Regions from separate parts of the Homo sapiens genome. Here region 1 is linked to region 2. The links are chromatin loops, found by intact Hi-C in ENCODE. Cell type or tissue: mammary epithelial cell. All regions are shown on one strand. Links, peaks and the distances in the headings refer to the core of each region. The heading gives the core; the rest is flanking DNA.

Region 1 (16,245 bases), core at 6,143-11,142, 59 kb before region 2:
ATTATTTATCCTCATTTTGAATTTCAAAAACTAATATTTGCATATACTACTTTTTTAATGACAAAGAAAAATGTTAATTGTCTTACATTGATAAGTCTGGTATAGGACCGATCGCATTTTTCATGCTTTGGTCACAGTTCTGTCACTAGAGTGCTAGTGATTAGGTATATACAAGCAGTGACCTAACTACTTTAATACAATGGTTTGAAGTGCTGTAGATGGTAACTACTAGACACCAAATCACAGTGTTTTAATTTGTGATATGTTAGAGAGAACAACAGGACTCGCTGCTGTATTAGTAAACTGAAACACTAATTTCTAAATGTTCTTTTTTATGTCTCTAAACATTTCATTAAATATTGTCTTCTATTCTTAGCATAAATGTATATACTATACTTGATCATTTATATCATAGACAGAAACTTATTTTATAGCAAAGTAGTCTATCTGCAAATTGTGGGTAGAATGCTCCTTTATTGTAATTTTATTTCTGTATTGCTTTCATAGTGTTTTGATTAGCACTTTGGTTAAATGAATAACTATTTTTTTCAATGACTTGTGATTCTGTTTTGACCAAATGTATTGATGCTTTTAACATTTTTGATAGATGTCCTATTAACTAATCTTTGTGCTAAATTACAGGGCTTTGACTCCTGGGTAAATCTAAAACACTGACACCAGTGCAAGCCTCATCTGTAGACCTGGGAGAAGGTGACAATCAAAATGAATTGCTTTCATGAAACACAGGGCCAAAAATTAAACTATTTAATTCCTCTAGAATCAGGGATTATTACAGAAGAGACAGTGGGGGCTTGAGATTGTAAGGGCCAATTTTGAAGAATAAAATTAGTTCAGACCCTCCAATTCAAGGATGGGCACACAGATGCCTAAACAGTTGACACATTGAGGAGCTTTGGCTCTTTAACTTCTTTAACTCAACAGGTTTAACAAAACACTTAAATGTGGGTTATCTATGTTATTAAACATCATAGTATCCCATAACACTCCTCCTCAGCATGAAGCAGCCGGAAAGATCTATGCCCAGATTCCCCATGATTGAGGAATTGATAAATAGAAAAGAGTAACTGATACTGGCCCAGTTGTCCCATAGAACTGATGTTTATGGTTTCTTGAATGAACATAGAAATTGACCCTTCCAGTCTTCAAACTTGAGAAACTTACATTTGTCTTATCTGAGTTCCTTTCTCAGGAAACTAAACATCAGACCTTCCAGAGAGTATCAGTGAACTGAAACTCACCAGATCACCACATCTAGACAATAAGACACCAGACCCCTCTTCGGTCATGATTGCTTAACTGACCACCTGGCTTCCTGTTGGCCTAACACCTCTCCCTTGCCCCCATCCCCCAACTAATTGCTGTTTTCCCACACATAGTTACATTTCTGTCCTGCTATAGAAAACCTTAATTTTAGTTGGTTGGGGAGATGCATTTGAAACCGATATCCTGTTTTCCTTGGCTGCAGAATCTGAATAACCTTCTTCCCTGGCAATACTTGTTGTCTCAGCGATTGGCTTTCTGTGGAGGGAGGAATGGGACTTAGACTGAGCCCCTGGTATTTCAGTAACAAAAGTATTCCCTGATAATCTTCCTTCATGTTTATCTCCATATCAATATCTCCTCACTGGGAAATCTAGCCTGGGGCACTTTTGGTTTTCTATCTAACCACTTTAAGAAAGTATAAAAAGAATGTGTGCATTGTATGCATTTATGAAATTTCTGGTATGCTCAAATCTTGCGTATGACAGATAGCTCTCAATTACCTATGCTCTAGTAATCAGAAATAAAAATTAGTTGTTTTGTTAAAAGTGATATAGTGCATGGGTGATTGCAACTTACTAGGAGCAATAGTGGCAAAGACATTTGCCTGTGTACACAGATTCTGAGATGTATTTTCTAATCAAGAGAAAATTGGTCTTATAGAAACATGTGTTGATGCAGAACATTCTATTTGATAGGTCTTGAGAATGTCACAGACAATTTTACTGAGGAAACTGCAATCGGTAACATGAGTTTGATCCTCGGCAGAAAATTCTGAAAGCAAGATGTAGGTAGAAATCTTTGGCATCTAAGCAACAATTCAGGAAAGGTGACCAACGTTAATTACAAGTAAACAAATTTTATTTCCCAGCCTCTCTCAATGGAGAGTTACTTGAACAGTATTTATTTTTCAAAAGACTGGAAATAGATGCAGATGGCTGAGGCTCCAACCCTGATTTGTCCATTACCTTTTTGCATGTTTTGTGCAAATCCACAGCCTTATGATTATCACTGTTCTTACTGGAATTATTAGCAAATAGTTTTGTAATTTCTATTATCCAAATATCTTATCACCTGATCCTTGCCTAACACTTCCGTTTCACCCCTTCTGCTCCTTTCTTGCCCATGCCCTTCCCATCCTACAAACCACATATGTAGCTTCTGATACTGAAATATTCTCTGTGCTCCTGCTCCAAGAGACATCAAGGGGTTAAGAGGGTGAACCCTGCAGCCAGCCGAGTCCCTGCATTTTCTCTGTCATTTCCCAACTGTGTGACTTACAGCAAGTTACTTACCCTCTGGTGCCTCAGTTTACTTATCTCTAAATAGAGATCAATATCAGCATCTACGTTATTTGGTTGTGACAAGGATTAAGTAAAGAGTACTTGTTTCATAGTAGCTCAAGTATTCTTTGGTGCTTTATTATTTGTTAGCAATGACATGTTCCTGTTTAGGAATTCTGCTGCTCCATTTTGCACTCTGAATCTATTACTGTGTGAGCGTATTTTTCAAATTCTACTTTATGAATATGTATGATGAAAGGTATTTGATAGAGTACTTGCACGTGTAAATTATTGCATAATTGTTGAGAAATTAATGAAAATTTTATTTAAAATGTTCCTGTTGCCTAGAAACAGCATAGATGCCGAAAAGTACTTCTCCCAAGTTTGTATTGAACAACTGAGAGATGTATGTGAATTCGTTTCTTTCCATTAAAAGAATTAAATGTGTAGAAGACCTAAAGAAAGGAAGTCTCTTTTGTTTTTATTGTGAATGACCCAGTACAGAGAGAATATGAATATTCTGGAATTTTCTGGTAATTGGCCCCAGGTGGGACTCAAGAGGGGGGTGCTGACATGCTCAAGGAAATGGAAATGCTCTCACATTAAGTTAATCACTCTGGCTGTTACTACCACTAAAGGGATCACCCTGTGCTCGGTACTGCTGCTATGTCCTTGTCTCTCATAAATTGCAGAAAGGCTGCAGGAAGGCTTTGAAATGTAGATTTTTTTTTTAGGGATTAATGGCACCCTTATTTGTCTAAGTAATGGACTTTTCATGATGTATTTTAAACTTATTGAGCATTAGTTAATTGCTATAATACATGTCAACAATGTGACTAAAGCTATTTCAATTAGATCAATTGTCTGATTAAGTGGTTACCAGTTAGCTTCCCAGGTAGTTTTTCTCCTCAAAGCCCTAAAAATAACATCTTTACAGAATTTCCCAAAATGCATACTGTAAGCCAGTTGCCACAGCCAAAATGGAATTATTTATTCAAGCATTTTATTTGCATCTGAATGTTTGGCAGTTGTGGAGAATAGCAACAAAACAAATAGGGGAAAATATTTGAAGATAATTTGTCCTCTTTTGACACTTAATTTGCTATCACACATTGAGTTTAAAATCCTCGATGTGATCTACAGAATTTCAAAACATTCCCTTTGTTTTTTCTTGACTCTTCATTAGCTTTCCCTGACTTCCCACAGACACTGCATTCTATGAACTTCCTTCACATTTAAATCTTTATTATCATAATCCCTTTGAGAAAAAACTAATAAACCAACAAAAAAATGCATCAGTTAACTAAAAGCCCACCCAAATTTTATAAATTTGTAAAACCCAAGAATATTACTTGGTTCATTCCTGTTCAGTCGACAAGTCAGTCAATGTATGTTGCAAATTCATCATTTTCTTGTTATTCTTTTTCTACTACTTTAGTCTGAGCCTCATCATTCTCTGCCCACATTACTGCAATAGCTTCTTAACAGATCTCCCTGTGTCTAGTTTATCCCTTCACTAGGTTCTTCTACTCAGCATGGCCAATGTACTTCCCAACTTTCATCTTGGTCATTTCTCTGCTTAAAAACTAACATGCCTATTATTTATCAAAAGGAAGCTCTTCAGCCCGTCTGACTTAAAGTCAAAGACTGAGTTCTGGCCAGTGGAATGTGGGCAGAAGGAATGTGCCCATATCCCTGCCTGAACCACAAAACCTCCCATACCATTTACCACATGCTCCCTGTCTCTATCATCTGCTGGCTAAATGGAGGGCATCCTGTGGATAATCCTGAGGTGATAGGCAATGAAAGAACCAACAGATTAAAATATCAAGGTCCCTGAATAGCTTCATGGTGCAGAGTATCTCGCCTCCACATCCCACTCCTGCCTTAGACTCAGACGTAAACAAGAATGAAAAGTTCATTGTGTGAAAACAGTGAGGCTTCTAAGATGTTTGCTGAAGCAATTAGCCCATTAGCCTAAGATGTATTGGTTTTGCAATAACAGTGTTGTTACTGCAAATCGAGATTAACAAATTTATTGGGAGGTTAATATGTGGGTTTTGAACTTCTCCTATGCAGTTTTTATTAGTTCTATGCTTATGGTTTTTGAATCTAAAAGGCTTTCTATGTTTATAATTCTTTATGCTAATTATTTTAAATCTCGTTTTGGAGTGCTTGAAAATAATGTTTATTTATTTACCTATGCAATAAACATTTAGCATCTATTATGTCCTAGGTACTGTGTTTATACAAAGAGAAAGGAAGAAAAGGTTATTATTTCTGTTTAAAAAAAAGGATTATATTACAATCTTATATAGAGACTTTTTGCTACCTAATTTTTACTCTCAGCATAAACTCTCAACAACAGCGTCACATCTCTCTGGATCCCAAGTGACTAGATTCTGATTTTCAGGCCTTATCTGAGACACTCAGAATTGTTTTGCTGCCTAATTTTTCCTAGGGTTTTTTTGATGTTAATGAAATAGGTTTTTTTTTTCATTATTAATTGTGAAGGAGGAATTCTTTTTTACTGAATTCCCACCCAAGTACAGACAGCATAGATTTTCTTTTGCAAGCATTCATTACTTTAGGTATTCCTTTCTAAAGCTTGAACACTTTGATGGTAATGTCATGGTAGAGGAGGCATCTTCTCTCTCTTTTGGCAGTTGACTTTTTGAAGTTAGATGATTAGGTCCAGAGACAGGGAAAGGAAATAGTACCTTCTTAGCTGGCTCCACTACTGAATTAGTGTGTAATTCGTGATCATTTCTCTTTCTAACCATCCTTCTCTTTTTGCTGTCATTTGATAAAGTTTATCTCTTACCCAAGGGCATAAAACTGGCAATGACTAGTTCACCACTTTTGACTACATGTTTGGACAAAATATAGGAATTTCAAGAGAGTCTTGATACTTTTAAAAAAAAATGTTGGTGCTATTAGGAAGCAAAACATTTGTTCATTGCTCATATTCCCTGTAATTTGAAAAAGAGAAGTGTGTGTGTTTGTGTGTGTGTGTGAGACAGAGAGAGACACACACACACACACACGGTGGGGTGGGGGGGTACTTTAGATTGATTCCTAGTTTACTAGAAATGCTGACTCATGAGTTAACAGATGAGCTCAGTCAATGTCATCCTCAGGTGTGTGTAAGACTGTTAAGCATAATATTCCTTTCACAACCTTTCTAGGTGTGTGGAGCAAAAGGGTGGGGATGGGGGTTGAGGCATGTCAACAAAGGTCAAGAGATGGGGGAAGGGTTTTAAAGAAACCCGGTGACTGGTTTCTGAGCCTGACTCTGGAATCTGGCTCTAGGGATCAGCCACCATAGGCACCACACACTTAGTGTGTTTTCTCTGTACTTTAATGGGCTCAGTAAGAAGATGACACTTATCACATTCTATTGTCATTAGCTGTTGGTTTGTCTTCCATGTTTGAAGGAAAAGACCATGTGTTACTCCCTTTCGAATCTTGAAACAAACACATTCCATAGAGTTTTGGTGACTAAGGGAGTAAATAAGTAAAGTGAAGGCTACATTTGCCCGATACTGTAGAAAAACAGGATGATGTAACTGAACTAAAGACTCTATTGTCGTATGAATTCTAATTTCCCTATCTAGGCTTCTATAAAATAAAGATAGGAAAGGAAAACACATAGTACTGAGAAAGATGAATGAAGGATGAGACAATTTAAATGGGAAGGGATGGGTGAAAGTTAACCAATAAAGAGAACAGAAGAGATTGAAAAGTAAGAGGAAACAGGATTTATAAGTTGAGATAGAGAAAGAGCTATGAAAGACATTAAAATGTTGGTGGAATCAGCCAGTAAACATCCAAGATTATAGTCAAGTAGTTGCTTGACCCACGTAACAGGATGTTGTAAAGATGTAGTACAGTAAACCACAGAGTTTCTCAGAGGGAAGCTGCTCTGTAGATAAGAAAGCCCCATTACTTTGTATTATTATTTTCCTTTCATGTTGAGCGGATGTACCAGTGACAGTTGGAGTCTCCTTTCAGCCAAATAACTCCCATATGCTACATAATGCTGCTGCTGATTAAAATCCTATGGAAGATTCAGGCTGTATCTGGAACAATAACAGTCTGAATTCGATTTATCAGTCTTCTGGGGAAGCAAAGATAATCAGATTTCCCCCTTCAGCAACTTTGGGACCAAGCCATTTGCTGAGATGACAATGGATGTGAGTCTCGCACTTTCAGTTTATACACCTGCTGCCTGTTAATCACAAGTTTCTGACATTTTTCTGAGTTTTTTTCCTTCCTATTCAAATCTTACAGGCTTTGTCATTTAAAGGCAAGGGCACTTCTGTGAAAACTAGTTACAGAAACATGCATGAAAAATTAGGGAGCTCTGTAGGGAGACAAAGTTATGGGCGATAGGAGGAAAAACACAATTTTGTCAGAAATCTGGATTCCAATATGCTTCTTAATTTTTTGGTATGTGACCTGAACAAGTAGTTTAAGCCCTCTGAGCTTTAGTTCCCTCATCTGTAAAGTGGATAATGATCTCGGCATCAGAAGGTTGCCTTGTAGATTAAATTACATGATTTGCATTTGACTGAGCATTCTGGAAAAATCTAGGTAATGAGAACTGCAAAGAACTCTGGGTACAAATACTCCATTCAAACCCGTGCACTACCGAGAGACTTGACCAAACTTTAACATGGCCAATAGCTACCTAAGGCCTGTCTCTGGGACAAATCCAGCCCTCTTTTGAGTGCCTGTCTTGAAAAGCTCTGGGCTGTCAAAAGAATTTTCCCTTTGTTCTACTCAATATCTGATGATAGGTCTCCCTTTCTTAGAATGTTTATCAAACAAACAAAAAAATTGGAAATCCTTTCTGTGTTTCTTTGAGATGTATTTGTATTTCATACAATTCAAGAGTGTCTTTCTCAAGGGCCTGAAAGCCATTCCTTTGAAATGCAGTCATCAGGAAGGATAGTCTGTGTTTTCCAAGCTCTGTAAGAGAACAGAATCCTAACTTCAGTAGTTGCCAGCCAGCAGACACAGCTGGCCTAATGGCATTTATACTGACTGACTGTAATTTTTCACTTGACTCCCTGCTTTAAATTGCCCAGTCACCTCTGTGCAAATCAGAATGCAGCTCCGCTCTTTCTCCTACTGTTAACAATTACTGAATAAAATCTGTTTTCACTACTTTAAACTAGTGTCCGATTTGGTTATCTTTGACACTAGAGACTGGCTTTGTGATAACACCTACCAAACCCCTGCCTCAAATTTCTTTTCATGGTAAATGTGTGCTTATGTGTGTGTGTGTATTTTCTGAAGGAGACGGTGAGGTTGAGTCTTCTCAGGATAGTTCATGGAAAAAAAAAAAAAACCTGGAAAAACATGAAAAGGTTGTCTGTTTTCTGCATCTGGTTCTGAGGAAAAGGACCGAGGGCTAGTTTATGTTGTAAATTTTTAAAGGTCACAAGTAAAAGTTAAACATGCTTTCATTATTTTAGCTTAAATCAAAATGAAATTTAAAGTGGATGCAGCTTTAGGCAATGCTGGATACAGGGGTTTAAAGGATGAAATTAGAACTCAGTTTCTTCCTTTAGATCATGCTGTTCAATAAAACACTCTGTGATGATAGAAATGTTCTATATCTCAACTGTCTAATTCAACTGTCACATGTGACTATTGAGTACTTGAAGTGCGGCTAATGGCCAACTGAGAAAATAAAGTATTTCCATTTATTCTGAATCAGTTCAAATGTAAAACACTGCGTGGTGGCAACTCTGTTAGTGAGCGCCATTCTAAATTATGCTGTGTTTGCCTCTTCTTGGCTTTATTCTCAAGACAGACTGTCTCTGTGTGGCATCTAGATGGCTCCTGGAGTGTCCAGACTTAGCCAGTTTTTAAAAAAATTATGATCTCACAGAAGGAGAAAAACTAGCCCTCCTTCAGTAGCCTTGTCAACTTCAGAAGCCTTGTCAACTTCTGATTGACCTTGCTTAGGTAAATCATTGTGTGCAAGAGGATGGACACTCATAGTGTAGTCTGAGTCACATTTTATTGTGGATCATTCAATTCACTGCCCTTCTGGAATAGTTTTGAGTTCAGAGGAAACCATTACTAAATAGTGGCTAAGGAAGAAGTGAAAGGACTGTGTGAGAAAGGGCAAAAGCAGTGACACCTTGTGGCCTGGTTGGTTTTACCAAACCAAGCCTGGGTCTGCTTATCCGGCACAGTAAAACCAAACATCCACACTGAGGTTTGCAGCAAGAGAAAGCATGGTGTTTATTTGCAGGGTGCCAAGCAAAGAGAATTGGACAGCTAATGCTTAAGACCTGACTTCCCTGATGGTTTACAAGCAAGGGATTTTAAAGGCAGGGTTGAATTTCAAAAAAGAAGTTACAGACAAAATGATAAATTAATACATGGAAGTTATACAATGCTTTGGCCCAAAATGGTGGGATATCTTGAAGCAGGGCCTTTCAGGTTATAGGTGGATTCAAAGATTCTTTGATTTGTGATTGGTTAAGAGAGCAAATCTTTGTCTAAAGTCTTGGGGTTAGCAGAAAGGAATGTTGAAGTTTGGCCTGTGGGCATGACTCCAGGACCCTCAGGAAGAAATTTAGAACAAAGAACAGCAGTCAGATTTCAGCCCTCAGTGCCCCTTTATCTGAGATCTGTGTGCCAGTGGATGGCATTTTCTACCCAGTGGGGGTCCAGGTTTATGAAAAACAACTCAGGAATATATGTTAAGATATTACCTTTAGCTACCAAGGGAATCAAACATCTTGAGGCTCAAATTTCCTTGGCTGTTGTTCTAAGTTATTATCACCTTTTTGCTTATTATCAGGTTGCTCATTTACTTACCAAAGCTAGCTAGGTACCTGGAAATTTCCTTGAAGGAACTCAAAATTTTTCTTTATTTTCATGCATGGGGAGTGGGGAGCTATCTTAGGTAGCAGGCCCCTAAGAGGGATCCCTGCTCCATGTTAGTGACAGTGTACCACACAGGGTTAATAATTAGAATTTCGCTCTTCAGTACAGAGAGAATTTGGTACCTGAAGTCCAGGTCAGGAAGCAGCAGAAACCATACAGTTTATAAAGTTTATAAAAGAAACCATGCAGTTTATTTCAGTGTCCTGAAAACATCAGCAGTATCAGCATGTGAGGCACAGTCTAGAAACCTCTTGTGTAGAGCGTCATAAAAAGGGTAGGAAAGTTAGACATTAAGCACATAGAGCAAGTCATGTGGCTCCTGTGAACTGCTGTTCTGCTTCATAAGCACATCACAAGCACGCTCCAAGAATTATCAGAAATACCATGGGTAGGGTGGGGTAGAAGCCTGCAAGTAAAGGTGGTAGTTAAATACAGGAAATAAGACTTTACAATTAATGTGACAATATTCGTATTTAAAGTCTAATAAAGCTGAGACATTTGAATCATACATTTAAGGGCTTAGAACGCTGAAATGCACACATTTTACCCACCGTTTCCAGCACATGCAGACACACGCATCTCATATTCAATTCTAGAACAGGTAGATTTTTCTGTGTTTTATTGATACTGGTGGTACAAAGAGATGTGATAGATTTAACTTCATCAGGATTTAGTGTATCCTTTAGAACTATGAAGATTTATTTTCTGAAACCTTGTGTGTTACAAAAATTCACTATTGGGAACATTGGAAGCAAATCTATAGACTGGGACTAATATTCAGCCATTGTATAAAAATATAACATATTGGTTGTTAAAACATAAAAATGATTATGAACTAGTTTTATACAACATCTTTCCTAAGTCAAACTATCTCCTATCGCTTATTGCCTCACTTCTGTCTCTTGTCACAGTCCAGCAATTAAAGTTTTAATTCCTGACACAGGCAGGGGCCTCCCAGTCCAAGACACTATTCTAAACCAGCTATGTTCTCATTGGTCAGTGCTCATGTGATGTGGTTTGGCTTTGTGTCCCTACCCAAATCTCACTTTGGATTGTAATAATCCCCATGTGTCAAGGGCGGGACCAGGTGGAGATAATTGAATCATGGGGTCGGTTTTTCCCATACCTTTCTTGTGATAGTGAGTGAGTTCTCAGAAGATCTTATGGTTTTATAAGGGGCTTCCCCCTTCACTTGGCTGTCATTCTCTGTCCTGTTGCACTGTGAAGAGGTGCCTTCCACCATGATTATAAGTTTCTTCAGGCCTTCCAAGCCATATGGAACTAAGAGTCAATTAAACCTCTTATCTTTATAAATTACCCAGTCTTGGGTATTTCTTCATAGCAATGTGAGAACAGACTAATACATCATGTTAGTCAGTTTCCCTGAAATTCCAATTGCCTTTGGCTTCCCAAGGAAAACCAAAACAATCATTTCATGCTCTACCAGCATTTTATTTTTTTTGTGTTGGTTCATCAACCTACATTTTCACTTATTTGTTGATTACATTATTTTTAAATCCTCTGTATCACAGAGATACAAAGTAATGAAATATTGTCATGGGAGCCATCGGGTGTCACTTTTCCAGCTAGAAATTTCTGTGGCTGGTGGAACCTTTGCTCGAGTTTTGCTCGAGGCCCAGAGCTTATTTCACCCACTCGGCCTGGCAGGCTGCGCTTGCCTCAGGCTACCAGCCTGGATCCCATGCCTGCCAAGGGTGAGTCGGGGATGGAGTGGCACAGGGTGCATGAGTGAGTGAGTGTGGGGTCTGGCCACTGTGCACAGCCAGGCATGCCGGCTGCTGAAGCAGGGCAGGCAGCTCCAGACGCCGGCTCGAGCACTGACTCCTGTGCAAGCCTGTGGCTGGATCAGATGCACCACAAACAGCTTCCACTGCAGGCACCTGCATTTGGACAGAGGGAACACAGTGGCTCCTGGGAGCTTGAAAATGCCAGAGACCGGAGTCTCAAAGAGGGTGTCGCAGCCCTGGCTTGGGGGGCTCCCATGTCTGGGCTCCCCAAAAGGCCGCAGCTCTCTTCTCCTTCTCATTGCCCACGACTGGTGAGCAGTGGGGACATGTTCCAGCCCTGTTTGTTTTTTTATAGCTCTTTCAGTCGTACCATTCGATGGGTCCTGAGTTCTTGTCCCACATCCAGGAAGAATGACGTATGCAGACAACTGAAAGATGAGCAAGGTGGAGAGGAGCTTTATTAAGCCACAGAACAGCTCTCTGGAGACTCAAGAGTGGGTAGCTCCTTCCCACAGCTGGTAGTCCCAGCATCTGTGTGAAATCTGGCTGATTCTGGGTTTTTTATAGGCTCAGAAGGGAGGAAGTGTGTGCTAATTGGTTTATGGGTAGCCATGGGTGGGCCTGGAAAAAGCACCCATAAGTTCTCACTCCAGGCCACGGACTCGACCTGGAACTAACAGCCCAGCCCCCAGGTTCCAGGCCATCCCTGGCTTGAAAGTGGGGCTTCACTGGTGACCTGCTCCTTTCCACCCAGGAACCCGTCTGCCTCCCAATGTCATCAACATGCCGTCCATAGTGCACAAGATGTTTGTGCCAAGGTGTGCCTGCAGGCCTGGGTCGAGCCACTCTCAGTCACTGCCCTGGCCTCCCTCCCATGCTTGTCAGTGTCTGATATGGTTTGGCTGTGTCACCGCCCAAATCTCATCTTGAACTGTAGATCCTATAATTCTTAAGTGTTGTGGGAAGGTCCCACGGAGAGATAGTCGAATCATGGGGTGGTTTCCCCCATACTGTTCTCGTGGTAGTGAATAAGTCTCACGAGATCTTATGGTTTTATAAGAGGAAAACCGTTTCGCTTGGTTCTCATATTCTCTCTCTTGCCTGCTGCCACGTAAAATGTGACTTTCGCCTTCCGCCATGATTGTGGGGCCTCCTCAGCCACATGGAACTTTAAGTCCATTAAACCTCTTCTTTATAATTTACCCAGTCTCAGGTATGTCTTTATCGGCCGTATGAAAACAGACTAACACAGTGTCCAAAGTCTGGGGGCGGGGGTCTGAAGCGGCAGGAGGCTGACCGTGTCAGTGCTGCCTGAGGTACACACACTGGCGGTCGCTACAGCGCCTGGGCTTGGCTAAAACTTTGCTCTTCACCAGAGTGGGTTCCAGGAGTGGGGAGAGGCCAGGGAGTAGGAGCGGGCACTTCTGATCCTGTTGGGGAAGGGGGGTTTCCTGGGCCCCCGAGAGCACAGGGATGCCCAGTTCTGGAGCTGCACCCAGGAGGCTTCAGCTGTGCCTGGGAGCACGGACTCCTGCCCTGCCCTGCTGACTCGGCAGGAGGTGTAGCTCCTGCCTGTTCCTGTCCCACCGTCTCCTCGGAGCACGCAACCCCAGCTGGACTTCCCTCACTGTAGCTGGCAGCTTTGCAGCCGTCACTCCAGATGGGCTGCCACTGCCATCAATATTTAAGATATGTTGCCTTGTTTGGGAAATCCATAAAGTCTTTGCTTTATGGCAGATGAATATAGTAAAGAAAAGGAGTTAAATTTAATTTTGTAGCGATGTAGTCCATAGTGACAACTGGAGAAAATGCTGCAAGTTTGTTAGGAGGCTAAGTCTTACCGAAAGAGAACTGCCATTGATACCTATAAGATTTAGTCATGATCACAAAATTAGGACTGGATAGGGAGTACAAACAGCTGAGACAAAAACTATGATCGACAGGCACCATAATTTTCAATCAAATAGCCTCAAATCCGTACCTTCAAGTGACAATAGGGATGTATCGCAGGTAGAGAAATTTATGGTGTGATTAGTGGAAGATGTATGTGTGTGTGTTTGTGTGTACTTATATAGTCTTAGCATAAGTGTAGTTATTGGCTTACATAGATGTGTTTAGTTAGTTCCTATTAAAACTGCTATGGAGAATTTTGTAGAGGTTGAGAGATCAAAGGGTCTGGAAAAATGTGGCATTAATTCAAGCCAGATGGGATCAATAATTCTGGAGACAAATAGTTACAAATTATTGTAACTATTGCAAAGCCCAAAACCTTGAGAGACAGAATTTTGCAGCTTTAGACCACTGGGAATAAAAATACGTTGTTTTGCAGTGTGTTGATGGTTTAAATTTTTGACACCTACTGCACTGTCAGTCAGTCTGAACTCTTCTGCCAACTGACAGACACATCATTCTAGAGATGAAGCAATGGATTCAAATAGTTTTTTTTTTTTTTTAACTTTTTTAGATTATCTTTCTTCTTTCCTCAAATACAGATCAAAACCTAGGGAGGTGACTTTTGTCTTCTTTACTTCGTTAACCTAAAACTGAGGAGAATTTTAAGTTTGTAAATTCTGAATGTGAACATTTCAGAGGCTGAATTTCTATAACTCACAATCATGCCGCAGGACAATAACACATAGCCAATAACTTAGATCTGTGTTCCTTTACTTAGATTTGTTTGCTAAGGAAAACTATGGAAACCATTGTTTCTTCTGAAAGCCAAACTCAGCATTTGAGAGCATTTAGTATTTAGCCGAGTGGTAGAGCAGCAAACTCATTTTGAGTAAGATATTTAAAGAAGGAGCACCATATGTCATCAGCTGGCATAATTTAACTTGCAAATCACATGTTGGCAAGGGCTAGTTGGCAGCAGATGGCTGAACTCTTGTGTTTCAGACCCCAAACCTATCCTTTCCCATTTTGTGTTAGAAATCTAATTAAAAGCCTTTTTAGCACCATCAGATTAATTATAAACAAGCCTCTTTATCTGGTAGAAAACTGACCTATGTTTATCAACCTTCCCCCCAAGTCGTCTATTTTCCAAGATATTCTTCAAGAAGTACTTTTCTCCAAGCTCATTTGTTCAAATGAAACACACTTAATCTTTGTATCTTAAATCCCATGAGCTACTTCTTAGGCCAAATATGAGTCACTTATTTACTATTTAGGACATAAACTGCTATTAACTTAAAACTACTTGCTAATTGAATTAGTACCTTTAGTCAATTTGGTGAAATTTGTTGATAGACAATCTTCTTTCAGTTATATATTTGCCATTGAAAACAAGATTTTATAAAGCGTAAAGTCTTTTATCATATGTTGGTACATTAAATATCAGAAAAAAGGACATGTGTTTCATTAATTTGCCTGTCACTCTACTAGTTTATGATAAGAGGACTGACATTTCTGTACCATCTGTTTGTATATGACATAAAAAAGCTATATGTGCTTAGTTATGGACCGAAGTATTTAGACAGAGTAAATCCACAAGCATTTGCTCAACATTTTGATAAGTATTAGGTTATTTCTCACAAAGAATTTTGTTATTATTAGATATTTTTTATTTTAAAATTTTGTTGTAAATTGAAAAATTATAATTATACATATTTTAGTGGTAAACAGTGATGTTATGATATATGTATGCAACATGAAATGATTAACTCATTAATCATAGATAATTAGCATATCTATCACTTCACATACTTGTCTTTTTTTGGTGAAAACATTTAAATATGTAAAATTCAAGAAAAGCATAAGCTTTTATAAAAGGTGTGGGAATAAGTGACTATTTCTTTCCCAACATACGGATGAATTGTACTAGTGGTTAAAAAAAGGAGAGTTATCTTCTGGCTTTTGCTTAGGATGTAAAAGGCTGGTCAGGGCATCCTTTGTACCCTTATAATATAGAAAATAGATCATCTGTAAATTCATAGTTGTTCTTGGATTCATCAGAGAGCTGAGGTTTTGGGGCAGCCAACTAACCCAAAATCTAAAGGAAGATATTCACCTGAAAGGAGACACAGACTATGAGCATTTGCTTTTTTGCAGCAGATGCTGGACCCCATAAAATGTGTTCAGAAGAATGCAACTACAATTTTTGACAAATTGCTAAAAACTGACTTTGTTTTAGCATGAGTGCATAGAATCCCTGGGAGCTGCAGTCAGAAGGGGAAATTGCAGGTATGTGCATGATCACCACAGAGCTCACCAGGTACTTACAAGAGAGATTAAGAGCATGGTGGGAGTCCTGAGAAAGCCTTCATCTTGATGCAGGCACAGGAGTGGGGAACAAAAGATGTTGTGGAAGAGGAAAAGGAAAAGGCAGAAAGCCTTACCAAGAACCTTCTCCCCTACTTCTCTACAGAGTAAAAGACAAGCTTCTGTGGAAAGGGCAACAAACACTATCACCCTCAGACCAGAGGTGAACATCCTTTGCAGCAAGGTGAAAGAGATACAAAACACCCTCTGCCCTTGAAGGAGAGACAGGAGACGCCTCTGTTGGCTTCTCTGCTGCTTAACAGAAGTCATGAGATGCCTGGGTAACTGACAAAGAACAAAGGACAGTAATAGCAGTAGCCAGAGTATCAGCATAATTTCCTCATGCCTGTTCCCCAGACCCTGACATTCAGAGGACCAGGTGACTCCTATAGACACGTAAGGGTATGGAAACTCCCTGACTTAGTTTTCAGCATTCCAAGAATTGCCCCGCAAGAAAAAATGGCCAACACGATATCTGCCCACCTCTCGGTGGTTTCAGAGTCTCTGTGATCTTGGCACCTTAAGTTCTAGCAGCTTCAGCCAGTCTCTAATGCCTCAAATCTAAACTTTTTCTATTTTCCCTGTATTTCACGTGGGTTTTCTTTTCCTTGAGTTGCTTGCAAGATGCTTCAACTTAGCCACACCTGGAATATATTACATATTTGTTTCTTGTTTATTTTCCATCTTCTTCTTTAGGAACGTAAGCTCTGTGAAGTTCGGTTACTTTGGCTTCTTCTCTAATAAATCCCCAGTGTCTTGAAAAG
Region 2 (16,245 bases), core at 4,579-9,578:
GTAGTCTAACCCAATGTGTGGTGTCTATCTCCTGTTTGAATCTACACTAATACAGTCATTAGATGGTACAAATTAAAATCAGAGAGATACGACTACATATATATGCACTTGAATGTCTAAAGTTTTATGTATATGTGTATATAAAATCTCTCCATATATATGTACATATATATACATACTTGTACATATATGTATGTCCATATATATGTATATATATAGAGAGAAAGACAGAGAGAGAGGGAGAGCTGGATAATGTTAGTGAGGGTGTAGGGCACCTGGAAATCTGATTCATTGTTGTTGGGAGTATACAATATTTTCTTATAAAACTAAATATACACTTATTCTATGATTCATTGGTTTCATTCCAAGAGAAATCAAAAGATATATGCACAGAAAGGCTTATATAGGAATGTTATTTGGAACTGTATTCATAAAAATCCAAAGCTGAAAATGTTTATTAATACATTAATGAATAAACAGATTATGGTGTATTCATATGATGCGGTAGTATTTAGTGATAAAAATGAAAAAAAAAACGTGCAACAACATGGATGAATCTTAAAAAATACTGTGTGAAAGAAGCTTTAAGTAAAATGTTCATACTATATAATTACATTTTTATGATGTTATAGAGCAGGTAAACTAATCTTTGGTGGAAACAAATTTCAGAGTGGTTGTCTCTTGGAGGTCTAGGGGTAGGAACTAAGTGGGATGGGGCATGAGGAAACTTTCTTGGGTGAGGTAGTATTCAACCTCTTGATATGTTACATTAAGTACTAAGAGTGAATATTTTAAAAATGGGGGTTTAGGTTATACAGGTTATGCATGTGTCAAAATTAATTTAATGGCACAGTATAGCAGGTACATTTAACCTAAAAAATGTAAACTAATTATATAAAAGTGTTTAGGTAGGAAGCATACTGATGTCTGAAACTTATTTGGAAATTCATTAAAATATAGGTAAATTGATGCCTGTATAGAGGGATATAGGTGAATAGATCTATAATAAGACAAAAAAGGAAAAGTATTTATTTTGGATTCTTTACTGGTTGGGATACAGAAGTTTACTGAATCTTTTTTAAAGTTTACTGTGTTGTTTTTTTTTTTTTAATTTATGAAAGACTACTTGGAAGAAAAACTGCAGATCAAAACCAACTTAGTTTTTTTTTTAATCACTTAAAACCATTTAGACTATTCCCTGGTTTGCTATGATATTGAAGTTTCAGTTTTGTATGAATGTTGAGCGTCTGTTTTTAGCTCCTGCAGCCTCACTCATAATGCGGGTAGTTTTCCAGTGCTAAAGACTGAGGGAAACTGTCTGGCTTGAATTTCTATTATAGTGCTTGTCTTTTCTTGCATCTTATTATTGTCTATGTGCTGGCCTAGAGGGTCTTTGATGTGATGAAGGTGGTTGTGCTTTTTTGACGTTATGTATTTGTATCCTATAACCCTTAAGGACTTCACCTGACTTGAAACCATACCACACGGAACTAATGTATAGGTAGTTTTTACTGATTGGCTTTTCATTTCATACATGTGCATAATGATTTCTCAATGGTAGGATCCATCTTCTATTTATTTTGCATTCTCCACCCAAAGAACATTGTACAGTGCCATACACACAGGGGATACTTAAATGAAAATAATGTATATTATTTTGGTGTTTAAAACCTTTTGAACCATTTAGGTAAGGCTTAGAATTTAGCATTTGGCTCACTAGAACAAGGATTATATAGTTTCAGTCAACTACACAATCTTTAATTTTAAAAAATCTATATTGTAGAATGTTCCAAATATTTTTCACATAAGGTATTGATTTCATTTTATAGAGGAAAAAAAGTATCAACAGCAACTTAAGCCCACTGGATGGATTTAAGGTTCTCCTACATTCCCAACACGTCTATCATAAAGACGCCAATGAAAGGTTATAACCCAGATGGAAACAAGACTCCAAATGCCAGTAAACCAAAGACAACTTGAGATCAGGTGAGATTATGGGTCTTAATTAATCATGGGAAAAAGAAAAGCATATTCAGGTTTGTAGCCCCAAAGTAATGAAATTCCCTTTAAAACTATGTCTACTTTTAAAATTTTTAGGGGAAATGCTTAAAATAAAAAATGGCAGACATTATTATATAGAAATATAAGTTCTGAATCAACCTAAGACATACTTTCTACCTTCTATATAAACTATTCAGAACCAAATCTCTTATAAAAGGGATACCTTTTTATCAATAAATAAAAATGACAATTAAATATTATACATTTCTTTGGAAATCCATAGGCCATGGAGTTATTAGCTCAACTGTCACTGGAAGACCCTAAAAACATGCCTAAAGTACAAATCAAAAATACACCAGGACACTTACCAAGAGCTGCCATGTTATTATTGCAAGCAACAAGAACTTAGAAGGCCAAGATTAGCTATCTTCAGGAAGGTTTTCCAGAAGTAATCAGTTCTGTCCTCAGAGTTGTAGACATTATTGTTGCGATTTAGGAGGCTGGCTATAAGGCAACAGGAAATGATCAATGGAGAAGGTAATTGTTGAAAATGCTATAACGTGTCATGTGATGAAAATATGTTGAAAATTAATTCAAGAAATCTAGAAAATGGTGGTGGGAGCAGCTGGGAGAAATAAAAACTTCTCAATAGTTAATATTTTCCTAAATATATTTTCTAAGAGAGATAGCAGTCTATCTCTAGAAACTCAAAGGCACCCATATGTTTTTTACTCAGCTTGAATGCAATAAAACATTCATTGAGACTATAAACATACTGACCAGAAAAAATTAAAATTACTAATTTGATTTCTCAGATACCATAATACTGGTGGGGAGGTAACCTTGGTAGGAAATATAAACATTAAGGTCCACTTCTATGTTTTACTGCTAGTTTTAAATTAATCAAATTTTTAGCCCTAAACAGCATAAATGTGTACATTTTATGTCTATAACCTAAAATTTAGATGACCCTTGGATCAAAGCATACACATTTTCAGAGTTGTAGGATATTGCAACTGAGTTATATCTGGCATTTACACAATTATCCAATGTTTGTTATTTCTGAGCTTCTCAAACACATCAGTAACACAAGTATCTGTTTGTTATGTTTTTCAGCATCATATTTATTTCAATTCCAAGTCATTCAACAGAACATATGTCTGCACCTAAAACCTTTTATGAGTGTGTATAAAAATACACCATTATAGACCAATGTAACTTTAATTTTCTTGCCAAATAAATGTATCCTTACCAAATATTTCAAATATTTTCCATCATTGCAGAAACTCTGCAGTAAAATTTTTGTTAATGAGCATAACCGTAACTTTTAATTAAAAATACTAGTCAGTTGAGAGAGCATAATGGGGCATTCTTACCCCAAAGCCTTCTCCTGTAAAATATAACGGACAATAGAGTTTGTTAGTTTTCTGCTTTTATAAATTGTAGTAGTCTTGTGTGGCAATGGGAAGATGATGCTATCTGCTATCTATTAATATTTACACATCTGCTTATTTACTTTTAACACATCAATCATAAGCCAGGGGCTAGAGTTAAGTAGATTTTTATTTTCAGACTCTTGCTTGATCCATGACCTGTCTGCTGGTTAAGAGGCTGTAATGAAGGCTATTTAGCCCACATTGCTTCTGGAAATAGGTTTAGCACTCCATAAATCCTATGTTTTACTTTATTTACACCATTCACACATGCAACCTTTATCCTGTTCATCTACTTGGAGTCTAATTTAATTTACTGATGAATGTGCATTACTCACTCAACCATAAAGTGGACTTGATTCAACTATAACTATTGTAAGCTAATTGTTCTCTGTTGGATTTAAAGCTGATAATGATGTACAGTGACAGGTTTAACAAATTTTCAATTACCACATTCAATTACTTTGGGTGCATCCCACATATCAGTGAGCCAAACACTTAATTCATTTAAAGTTTTAATAAGGAATATGGGATGAGATGATTAATTAGGGAGACTCCCAGGACAGGTCTTGCACTTTTGATGTTATTAAACAACTCCCTCTATTTTGCTTTACATGTTGATTTTAGAATCTAGCCTGTCTTGTAGAAAATGTAATGCTTACTTGCCACATGTTCCTATCTGGAAAACAGATTATCCAGCATGCTGAGATTGCATTAATATATATGTCAGTAAATTAATATTTGTGGCTTAAGAATTATTAAATGTTATTTTGAAAGATCAGTGATAGTATGAAGGTCAGTTATTTATCGTATAACTGATTCATTTCTAAGTCTATATTTATTGATTATATCCATTACAAAGAACAAGGATCTAAAGAGGTTAATACGAAAATTGACTTATACTGTTTTACTCTTTGAGTTAGTGGAAGAGTTAGTAAAAGATAATTTTAAGGTATGCCCATAGATAAAGACAAGTTCATTTTGTTCCTATAAATGTAATTAAATATTTTGTGAATTTTTACACTTAAGATGGCAATTTGAGGCACTCTCGTTGTTTTTTGTTTGTTTGTTTGAAACAGTCTTGCTCTGTTGCCCAGGCTGGAGTGCAGTGGCGCAATCTTGGCTCCCTGCAACCTCTGCCTCCTAGGTTCAAGCGATTCTCCTGCCTCAGCCTCACCAGTAGCTGGGATCACAGGTGTGTGCAACCACGCCTGGATAGTTTTTGTATTTTTAGTATAGACGGGGTTTCACCATGTTAGCCAGGCTGATCTCAAACTCCTGACTTCAGGTGATCTGCCCGCCTCGGCCTCCCAAAGTGCTGAGATTACAGGCATGAGCCACCGTGCCCAGCCAGAACTCTGTAATATAATAACACATATTTTGACCAATAGAGGCTGCAGGCAATAGTGAAAAAAATAATTAGAGGCTGGAGTCCTGGAAATTTAGTCTTTCTCCTGTGGTTTTCTTAATGTGAACTTTATGCTACTCATATAACTTCTTTATGGTTTAATGTAACTCACTAGAAAAAGTGATAATAAGAGGCTAAAATTCATTCAGTTAGGATATACTATGCACTAGCCATTATTTAAATATTAGCTCATTTGATTATTTTGACAACCCTTATGGGGATAATTATCTTCATCATGGAGATAAAGAAACTCAGGATCAGGCTTTTTGAATACTCTGCTCAATACCACAAGTCCTCTATGTGACAAAGGTAGAATTCAAACTCAGATTTATTGAATTATTCAGCTTAGGATTTCCTCACTGTTACACCTTACAGCTCTATACTTCCTAAGTGTCCTGAGAGGGCAATTAACCTAATAGAGGTGTTGTAGTGGGAACTGGTTGAAAGGAAGAACAGATGGGAGCAATAATTGGCTTTCTTTCACTCTTCCTTATTTCCTGCATTTTTGTTTGCTCCTCTGAAGGAGTAGTTCTGAAGGAACTACTTTTTACTAACATAGAATGGTTTTTGCTAAATTTCCGTTAGTAATTATAGTAGTATTCTATTGCTGCTGTAACAAATTGCCACAAGATTAATGCCTAAAACAACCTACATTTAGTATCCTACAGTTTTGTAGGTTAGAAGTCTGATACAGGTCCTGTTTGGATAAAATAGAAGTGTCAGCAGGGTGGAGTTTTTCTCTGGAGCATCTAGAAGAACCTGTTTGGTTGCTTCTTCCAACTCCTAGAGGCTGCACACACTCCTTGGCTGATGGCCCCTTCCTCCAAATTCAAAGCCAGCAATGTCACATCCCTCCAAGTCTGCTTTCATCATCACATCTCTTTCTCTTACCACAGCCAGGGAAAGACTGTTTTTAAAGACTCATGTGATTAAGTTGATTGATAGCCACAATATAATCTGTGTGCCACCCACAGGATAATATCTCCATCTGAAAGTCCTTGACCCTAATTACATCTGCAAAATCCAATTTGCCATATAAGATAACATAGTCAGAGGTGTAAGCGATTAGTGTGTGGACATCTTTCAAGGAAGGATATTATTCGGCCAACCACAGTGATAAAGATGCATCAATAATTTCATCAGTATGAAGCTTCACAAAATAGGGCCAGACAGGGTGGCTGATGTCTGTAATTCCAGCACTTTGGGAGGCCGAGGTGGGTGGATCACCCGAGATCAGGAGTTCCAGACCAGTGTGGCCAACATGGTGAAATCCCATCTCTACTAAAAATACAAAAATTAGCCAGGCATGGTGGTGCATGCCTGTAATCCCAGCTACTTGGGAAGCTTGAGGCAGGAGAATCACTTGAACACGGGAGGCTGAGGTTGCAGTGAGCTGAAATTGTGCCACTGCACTCCAACCTGGGCTACATGAACAAAACTCTATCTCAAAAAAAAAAAAAAAAAAAGTTTTACAAAATAAAGAGGATACTAGATTTTGAGAAGGATTTTTTTTTCTCTTCTGATGATTTCCTAGTGTTTTTTATGCTACCCTCACCTCTTCCTGGCAAATATTGGGAAGAGTAATTATGACAATCCAAACCTGTTTACAATAGTGACCAACAGAATGATCTCTCATTTTTTTTTCCCTGGACAAGTTTCCTTAAGGAAACAAAGTCTAAGAGAAGAACCAGTGAAATAATATGCAATTAGAGTATTTAATTCAATGTACTGATCATGACTAAATCAATGGCATCAATTATAAGCACACTCAGTATCTGGAATCTCATCGGCATGTACACTTAATTAAGCTCTTTTATATTATACCATAAATCTTATTTTTGATCTCATATTTAAATGGTCTCACTTTTAATCTGATTCAGAAAGCCCCTGAAGACTTCTGAGTTTTTCCTCCAATAAGAGCCTGGTTTAACCAGGTTCTATCATTAAGGGTTAGTCAATTTGCCTGAGAGTTTCCCTCATTATAAATCACTGCCATGAAATGAAGAACCTACTACCAAGTTTACTAGGAGAGGTGAATGTGCAGCTCACTCTTAAAACTTTAGTTCTATTTGGTCAGATTCCATTTCATTTTGTAGAAGCAAAAATGTAAATTATTTTGTAGCTCTCCTGCCTCTTTCTCCTTATTTGCTCTGTTTTTCCTCAAGGACTTTTTAACCTGCATATACTTTCCTAAATTTCTTAACTTGACTCATTTAACTCCTATAATTTGATTCTCTTCATTCAGTTGAACAGATCTCATCCAATCAATTCTACTATACACCTATTCCTGAAGGAGTTTCTGAAATAATTGTTGTTTTTCTTGCCCTAAATTTTTTTTTGCCTACAATGAACTAATTGCCATACATATTATGGACTTATCAGAAATCGAAAGACTCCATTATGCAATAGTTTTGATAATTGTTTTTGAAAATTATCATCATGCCAAGCGTCAGGTTCCAGTCCAAGCTAAGGTCTGAGGGGAGTGAGTGGGTGAGTGGTGAGTAACTGTAAAAACACTTGAGGAATCGTAGGCAGTTTTGACATGGCTTATTCTCTCTCTGGGTGCAAGCCTGGGTGTGAGCCATAGGTACAGTGGCAGCAGGGTAATTATACCTTTTGCAGACAATAGTGGCTCTGAGCCGAGTATGAGCTTGCGTGAGTGGTTTCCTAATGTGCCTTACATGGAGTGATTACATAATATGTGGGGGTGGTGTGCCTGCGCTCCAAACCCACTGAGTCACACTTCACCAAAAGGCCACCTCAGTCTACTCCTGACTAAAGCGCAGCCATTTCCGTTACAAGTATATTCTGTCAAAATATTACTATAGTTTGCTCCCTTACTATACCTTAATCAAGCCATAAATTAACCATTATGTCATTTCTTTAATTTTGATTAAGGTAATCTTGTTAATCATGGAAAGGCTTTTTGTTTCTTTCAAAATCAAAGCTACCCATTACAAACATTCTTTCGCATTTTTTTCTTTTGTTTTGCAAATAGTGTATTTTTTGCAAGCAGTTTGTGTGTGTATGTATACATGAAAAATCTTATCATTTTGTAGGTAATAATCTCCCTTGGCAATCTAGGTGTGTTAATCATCATCTAGGAGTGCTAGTGATCATTATTTTTCTTAAATTTCTTCATAACTTTTCAGTTACAGTTTTCAGAGATGCTTCTGCAGCTTAGCTTATAACTATACCAGAAGCAATGTCTTTTAGGCCTGTATTTGGATATTTTATAACTTTGTGGTATTTGTATTTTCACTGCTGCTATTATTTTTCACCATGATGTAAACACCTGGAAAAAGCAACCTTGAATAAATTGTTTAGATGATGTGCTAAATCCTCAAGAAATTAAAATACTGTTTTCTCAATGGTATACTCAATGAGAGTTTAAAATGCAGGTGCTTGAAGAAATGTTAAGGTACAACTAATCATAATCTCAGACATTTATTTTATGTCATTTCATTTTGAGACAGGATCCTCACTCTGTCACCCAGGCTGGAGTACAGTGGTGTCATCTCAGCTCACTGCAGCCTCAACCTCCCAGGCTCAAATGACTCTTCCACTTCAGCCTCCTAAGTAGTTGGGAGTACAGGTGCACCTCACCACGCTCAGCTAACTTTGGTATTTTTTGAAGAGATGGGGTTTTGTCATGTTGCCCAACCTGGTCTTGAACTCCTGGGCTCAAGTGACCCACCTGCTTCTGCTTCCCACAGTGGTGGGATTACAAACACGGGCCACCTCACCTGGCTCAGACTCATTTTAAATAAACACTCCAGTTAATATTTAGTAATAATTATAAAATTATAATAAAATTATAGCTTTGGTAGACAGAATTCTAAGATGAGCCTCACAATTCATACTCCCTGATAGGAATCCCCTTCCATTGAGTGCAGGGGAGAACTCTGACTATAATGGAATATCACCATGATTAAGTTACCTTGAATGGCAAAGGTGAAGACATTTAGCAGATGTAAGTAAGGTCCCTAATCAGCTAGTTTAAATTGATCAAAAGATCCTGTGAGTATCTGACACAATGAGGTGAGCTCTTTTAAAAAATAATTTGGCTGGGCGCGGTGGCTGATGCCTGTAATCCCAGCACTTTGGGAGGCTGAGGTGGGTGGATCACGAGGTCAGGAGATCAAGACCATCCTGGCTAACATGATGAAGCCCCGTCTCTACTAAAAATACAAAAAATACAAAAAAATTAGCTGGGCATGGTGGCACATACCTGCAATCCCATCCAACTGGGAGGCTGAGGCAGGAGAATCGCTTGAACCTGAGAGGCAGAGGTTGCAGTGAGCAGAGATCGCACCACTGCACTCCAGCCTGGGTGACAGAACGAGACTCTGTCTCAAAAATAACAATAATAAACAATTTAGGGCCGGGCGTGGTGGCTCACACCTGTAATCTTAGTACTTTGGGAGGCCGAGGTGGGCAGATCACCTGAGGTCAGGAGTTCATGACCAGCCTGGCCAAGATGGCAAAACCCTGTCTCTACTAAAAATACAAAAATTGGCTGGGCATGGTGGCGGGCGTGTAATCCCAGCTACTTGGGAGGCTAAGGCAGGAGAATCACTTGAACCCTGGAGGCAGATGTTGCAATGAGCAGAGATCACACCACTGCACTCCAGCCTGGGTGACAAAGCTCCCCACCAAAAAAAAATAAAAGATAAAAACAATTTAGAAGTCAGAGATGGAAGAAGGTAGGTAGAAGAAAGCAGCGGTAGATGCACTCTTGCTGGCTTTGAAGAACAAACCTCCATGCCACAGAAGAGCCATTTGGCAGAGAATGGGGTAACACCTCCAGTTGCTAGGGACCTCGGTCTCCCAAGTGCAAGGGACTGAATTCTGCCAACAACTGGTAAACCAGGAAGAAACCCTGAGCCCCAGATGAGATTGCAGCCCCAGCTAATACCGTAATTTCCTCTGGGAAGACCCTGAGCAAAGGACCCAGCAATCCCAAGCCCAGGGTACTGACACATGGAACCTGTGGGATAATAACACTGTGTTGTTTTCAGCCACTAAATTTGTGGTGATTTGTTACATGCCAAGAGAAAACTAATACTTTAGCTAATATTTATTTAGCTCTTTCTAAATGCCATGCTCTGTGCTATGAGTGTTACACAGATAATTTTATTTAATACTCAAGCCACTCTATGAAGCAGGTTCTATTATTTTAAAAATTTTACAGGTGAGAAAATTAAGCCTTAGTGAGGTTAAAACACCTGATTGCAGGTCACAGAGCTGATTGATGAAGGAATTAGGATTTGAACTTGTGCTTTAATCACTTCACTAGACTATGTTCTTAATGCAAAACATTCCACCGAATAATGTAAGTCAATTTTGTTCTGATTGCCACCTGTTCAGATACTGTCTTTTTCTTGTGCATATCCAGGAAATGTGACAAAATACTAAAGAATAAACAGCCTTTGATGAAATCTATTTTTTCTAGTTGATTTCTCAAAAAGACCTTTATATGAATACTTCACCATTTATAGAAGAAAGTCTTCAGAAAAGAAATCCTTTTAAAAAAGTTATTTAATTGCTATTTTACCTAGAAGAACAATCTATTTCCATCTATCAGGTAGTAATGAAGTCATTATCTTGCACTCTTCTTTAATTAGCATCAATCCTGATTAGTCAGAATAAATTAGGCTCTTTGTCTTTTTCCATAGTTGTGATTCTTCTGGTACAGGAGCCATTCAATTATGTGTTATCACTTACAAAAGATGTCAGTATAATTAGCGTATTTCAAATTTTACTTTTAAGAATATTTCAATGTTAAAATACAAGGTTGTTTTGTTTATCCCCCTTAAAATGTGGGAAATAATCAAGTAACATTCTCTAGAATAATTTTTATATTAAAAATAAAATGCACAAGGTTAAATAAATCTTGGGGATTTTATTAGCCATTCCTCATCCTAATATTTAATGAAACCATTATGTAATGAACATAATGGTAAAAATATCTGAGGTACAATTAACTGTTACTACAAATTGAGGTGAGGAGTTCCACAGAAGGACACATAATTATTCTAAGTAGAATATAGAAGAGAATTTTGAAAATTCAAATTGACAGATTGGCATACTTATATGAAAACCAATCACCATCTTTTTTTTTTTTTTTTTTTTTTTTTTTTTTTTTTTTTTTGAGACAGAGTCTCGCTCTGTCACCCAGGCTGGAGTGCAGTGGCAAGATCTTGGCTCACTCCAACCTCTACCTCCCGGGTTCAGGCAATTTTCCCGCCTCAGCCCCCCAAGTAACTGAGATTACTTATATGCACCACCATGCCCAGCTAATTTTTGTATTTTTATAATAGTAGAGATGGGGTTTCACCATGTTGGCCAGGCTGGTCTTGAATTCCTGACCTCAAGTGATCCACCTGCTTTGGCCTCCCGAAGTGCTGGGATTACAGGTGTAAGCCACTGCGGCCGGCCCTAATCACCATCATTAAAACATTACTTTCCATTATTTTGTAGAGTTGTATACATGCATTGAGATAGCCTGTCTTTTGTTTACTTATGATAAAAGTGATCCCTTTCTAATATGATCTTTAAAAACTGAATGATGTAAATAAAACTTTAATTTTTTTTTGATGGGATGGGAGTAAGTAAACAGGTCCTTCATTACGTAAGTAATTGGCCCTGAAATGGAAATAATTATTGGCTGAAGTAGGTTAAGAACACGAAGCATTATGCCCCTCTAGCCCTATTGTTATTTCCTGGGTCAAGGCTGAATCTGCTAATATATCAGTTTGAACAAAAATGAGAAATTGTGCTGTATCTAACCTTGTTTGAAGAGAAAACTGTATTCTCTACGCATATCTAGGAAATCATTTTAAGATCAGAGATCCTGGGGCTGGAAGAATTTATAGACCTATAAGGCAGAAGTCAGGGTAAAAATAAAAGTTAGTTTGCTGCCTTGGGCAGCATTTACAAGTTACACTTCTGAGTATGGCTGCAGCTTTCTTCCTGCATGTTGCTTTTCCATTATCATCAGTTCAGCCTCTCTGCAGTGACTTTTTTACCCATAACCAACCACATTTCTTATTTTGGTAATAACTACAGAAATAGACCTGAAATTATTTTCCTCTAGGAATTCTAGGCTGAGCTATTTTCAGTGGCATTTATTTGGTATTTTTAAGGTTAACTGATCATGTTTGGAACATAAATGAAAACAGAATAGTATGCCTTTCTTGAGCTAGTAATGTCACAGATCATAGACTTTGCCCAGAAGAAACCATGTTCTTTATTTGCAACTAAAATGACCTTTATTGGGATTTTTTGCTCTGTTTCCAGTATTTGACACAGCCATCTGACAAAAAACTTACTGTTTGGGTATAGCAACGTTACAAAATATAAAGCAATTTTAAATGTAGAGTCTCTTTTGCTCTAATTTAATAGAGACAATTTAGAGATAAAATCAGGGAGGGGAAGAAAAGCATGGCTTTGTGTGTTTTGCATTCTTCTCTTAATTATTCTTCTATTAACATGGAAGAGAAAAAATCAAGACTATTGTAGAAATTTAAATAGCAAGAGTAAAACAGGCCACATAAAGACATTTGTTTTTTTAAAAAATAATTTCAACTTTTAGTTTAGATTCAGGGAATACATGTTGAGGTTTGTTACATGGGAATATTGCATGATGCTGAGGTTTGGGGTAGGAATGGTCCTATCATGCAGGTAGTAAGCATAATACCCAGTAGATAGTTTTTCAGCTCTTGCCGTTATCCCTCTCATCACTCTCTCCTTCCTCCAGTAGTTACAGTGTCTTATCGTTCCCATCTTTATGTCCATGTGTGCTCAATGTTCAGCTTCCACTTATAAGTGAGGACATGCAGTATTTGGTTTTCTGTTTCTATAAATTCACTTAGGATAATGGCCTCCAGCTCTATCTGTGTTGCTGGAAAGGACATAAATTTTTTCTTTTTTATGGCCGTGTAGTATTCCATGGTGTATATATACTACATTCTCTATCTAATCCACTGTTGATGGGCACCTGGGTTGATTCCACATTTTTGCTACTGTGAATAGCATTGTGATGAACATACAAGTGCATGTGTCTTTTTTGTAGAATGATTTATTTTCTTTTGGGTATATACCCTGTAATGAGATCACTGGGTGAAATGTTTGTTGAATTCTTAGTTCTTTGAGAAACCTCCAAATTGCTCTCCATAGTGGCTGAACTAATTTACATTACCACCAACAGTGTATAAGCATTCCTTTTTCTCTGTAACTTCGCCAGAATCTATTATTTTTGAATTTTTTAATTAGTCATTTTGACTGGTATGAGGTGGTATCTCATGTGGTTTTGATTTGCATTTCTCTGATGATTAGCAATGCTGAGCATTTTTCATATGTTTGTTGGCTGCTTGCAGACAAGTCTTGTAATTACAAAGTCTTGTAATACAGTATCAAGCTTGAATTGCTATTTTATCTTTGATAAGCAACTCAGTAATAATTTTTGGAATTTAGAAATTTAGTTATATTAAATGCAACCAAGATTTGTTGAATACATGCTTCTTTTTTGTGTACTAGGTGATGGCAGTTCAAATGGGCATATAAGAAGTTATATATGGCACACATATTTAAAGTTTTCAGAATAATTTTGGAACTAATCAGAGGAAACCCAAGAGAAAATTTCAGTTATTTAAGCAATATTTTCCAAACAACTAAGACTAGTTCCTGCAAGACTGTGCAATGCCTCTATGCCTAGCATGATGTCTAGCATGGCATTCAGTACATATTTGTTCATTTGAAACAAGCTTATTTAAAAGAGCATGGATCTTTTCTTCTCAATCTTTGTAACCCTAGCACCTAATACAACACCCGAGGCATCAACTAATAATGAATCCTGACTAAGTATTTATTTTGGAAGAAGTAAATCTGAACATGTCTTCTAAATTCTACTTTAATTTTGAGCATAATGTGTTATTTTTCAGTTTTATTTTGCATCTCTCTAAATTAACAAGGTGTGTTAAAAAATGTCCAGGTGGCAGGAATTAGAAAACGTGTTAATCTTAGAAGGAGAGACTGCTAATGGAGAAATCTTATGAGCTCATAAATCAATGCTTTATGAAAGTGTGTGAGCACCATGTGCACTGGAATAACTTGCATTGCTGTTTAAAGTGAAGATACTTTGGCCCACTCTGGGACTATTGAATTGGAATATATAAAGATAGGGCTCATGAACCAGTGGCTTTTCAAGGTGTGGTGTGCAGATAAGCAGCATTAACAATACCTAGGACCTTGCTGAAAATGCACAGTCTTAGGTCCTACTGCAGAGCTGCTGAATCAGAATCTGTATTTTAACAAGATCCCAGGGGATTTAAATGCACTTTAGAATTTGAAAATCATTGCATTGATGTTTCAGAGCTATCACTACCATCTTAAATTATAAATTGACTCACATATGCAAGGATCCATTTGTCAGTTTCTAGTATTACGACACACTTTCACTCTGCTATTTTCTGCTGAAATGGTGAAAGAGTACTTATTTTTCACACCTGCTCTCATAAGCATATTATGAGATTATACTACAACTGTCTTTCTCGCTAGACTGTGAGTTCCAAGTCAACAACAACAGAATCTTTTCATCTTTTTACCTCAAACATTTAATGTTTACAAAGAGTAAGTACTTAATTAGTGCTGAATGAATAACTGAAAACCACTCTTAGATTGGGGGAGACACACATGTCAAAATAGGGAGAAAAGTAAGAATATGTTTAACGAGTTAATAGCTGCAATTCTGATTTTTGCCTTGTTTCCTGTTGATGCATAAATTGACTATAATGGACAAGTAACAATGGTTTTTTGAGTGTATGATAAAATGGTCTAACCACATTACTAACCATCAACTTTTCCAGGTTCAGATATCACAAATTAGCTCTGACTCTATTTCCAGCCTCACAGAGATAACTTACCATTACATTTAGCTAGTTCTTGCTTTTCTGTGCCTCACAAATCATAATCCTCAGCCCCTTACTTCAATCGCCATAATTCTGTCTCAGTAACCATGAATATGTGAGGCAGAGCTCAAGGTGGTAAGCAGGCATAGGCTGGGGGAAGCATAGGATCAACAAAGCTCTGCTGTTTAGAGGCCTTCTCTCTTTAATTTTTTTTATAGACTCGAGACACTAGGAGTCCCCAGTGTCTATTATTTCCCTCTGTATGTTAATGTGTACCCACTGTTTAGCTGCAATTTATAAGTGAGAAGATGCAGTATTTGATTTTCTGTTCCTGCATTAATTTGCTTAGAATAATGGCCTCCAGCTCCTTTGTGTTGCTCCAAAAAAACATGATTTCATTCTTTTTTATGGCTATATACTATTCCATGATGTGTATATAAGACATTTTCTTTATTCAGTCATCTTTTCATGGACACTTATGTTGATTCCATGGCTCTGCTGTTGGGAATAGTGCTGCAATACACATATAAATGTAGATGTCTTTTTGACATAATGATTTCCTTTCCTTTGAGTAGATACCCAGTAGTGGGGATTGCTGGATTGAATGGTAGTTCTATTTTTAGTTATTTAAGAATCTCCATACTGTTTTCCATAGAGGTTGTGCTAATTTACATTCCCACCAACAGTGTGTAAGTATTCCCTTTTCTCCACATCCTTGATGATATGGTTTGGATGTTTGTCCCTTTCAAATCTCATGCTGAAATGTAATCCCCAATGATTGGAGGTGCAGCCTGGTGGAAGGTGTTTGGGTCATGGGGGTGGATCACACATGAATGGCTTGATGCTGTCCTCATGGTAGTGACTGAGTTCTCACTCTATGAATTCACTCAAAACCTGGCTGTATGAAAGAACCTGAACTTCTGCTTTTGCCTCTTGCTCCCTCTCTGGCCATGGGACTTGCTGGCTCCCCTTTGCTTTCTGCCGTGATTAGAAGCTTCCTGAGACCCTCACCAGAAGCAGATGCTGGCACCATGCTTCCTTTACAGCCTGCAGAACTGTGAGCCCAAATAACACTCTTTTCTCTATAAATTACTCAGCTTCACATATTCATTTATAGCAGTGCAAACAGACTGACACATTTGCCAACATCAGTTGTTTTGACTTTTTAATGGCACTCATTCTGATTGGTGTGAGACGGTATCTCATTTTCATTTTAATTTGTATTTCTCTGATTCATGATGTTGAGCAGTTTTTCAGATGCTTTTTGGCCACTTGTATGTGTTCTTTTTATTTCTAAATGTTTATACGTATATAGTAGATGAATATATTTATGGAGTACATGAGACATTTTGATACAGGCATACAATGTGTAATAATCACAACAGGGTTAATGGGGTATTCATCACCTCAAGCATTTATCATTACTTTGTGTTACACAATTATACTCTTTAGTTATTTTAAAATATACAATAAATTATTGACTGTAATCTTC

Evidence for each region. Hi-C counts contacts between places; a loop is a spot of excess contacts. Peaks named below come from ENCODE experiments on the same cell type or tissue, not always from the same donor. Only the 100,000 strongest peaks of a DNase experiment are listed, where the experiment ranks them.
Region 1: a loop joins it to region 2, with 2.2 times the contacts of the local background. A loop is called at or near these places in 1 of 110 quality-filtered maps.

The regions. Positions count from the first base shown.
Region 1 is chr3:106,817,448-106,833,692 of GRCh38, reverse strand. LOC101929534 (a long non-coding RNA gene) reads left to right here and starts at 10,623. Exons shown (of 3, transcript XR_001740472.2): 1 at 10,623-16,245. RefSeq lists an enhancer at 3,065-3,658. In mammary epithelial cell, for the core only: a CTCF peak has its summit at 8,720 (motif pointing left); no DNase peak of the experiment used is centred there.
Region 2 is chr3:106,756,746-106,772,990 of GRCh38, reverse strand. No RefSeq gene overlaps it. Among named protein-coding and RNA genes, the nearest start is that of LINC00882, 480 kb to the left of the region's middle. RefSeq lists an enhancer at 6,893-8,092. In mammary epithelial cell, for the core only: no CTCF peak of the experiment used is centred there; a DNase peak (open chromatin) is centred at 7,470; H3K27ac peaks cover 1,886 bases.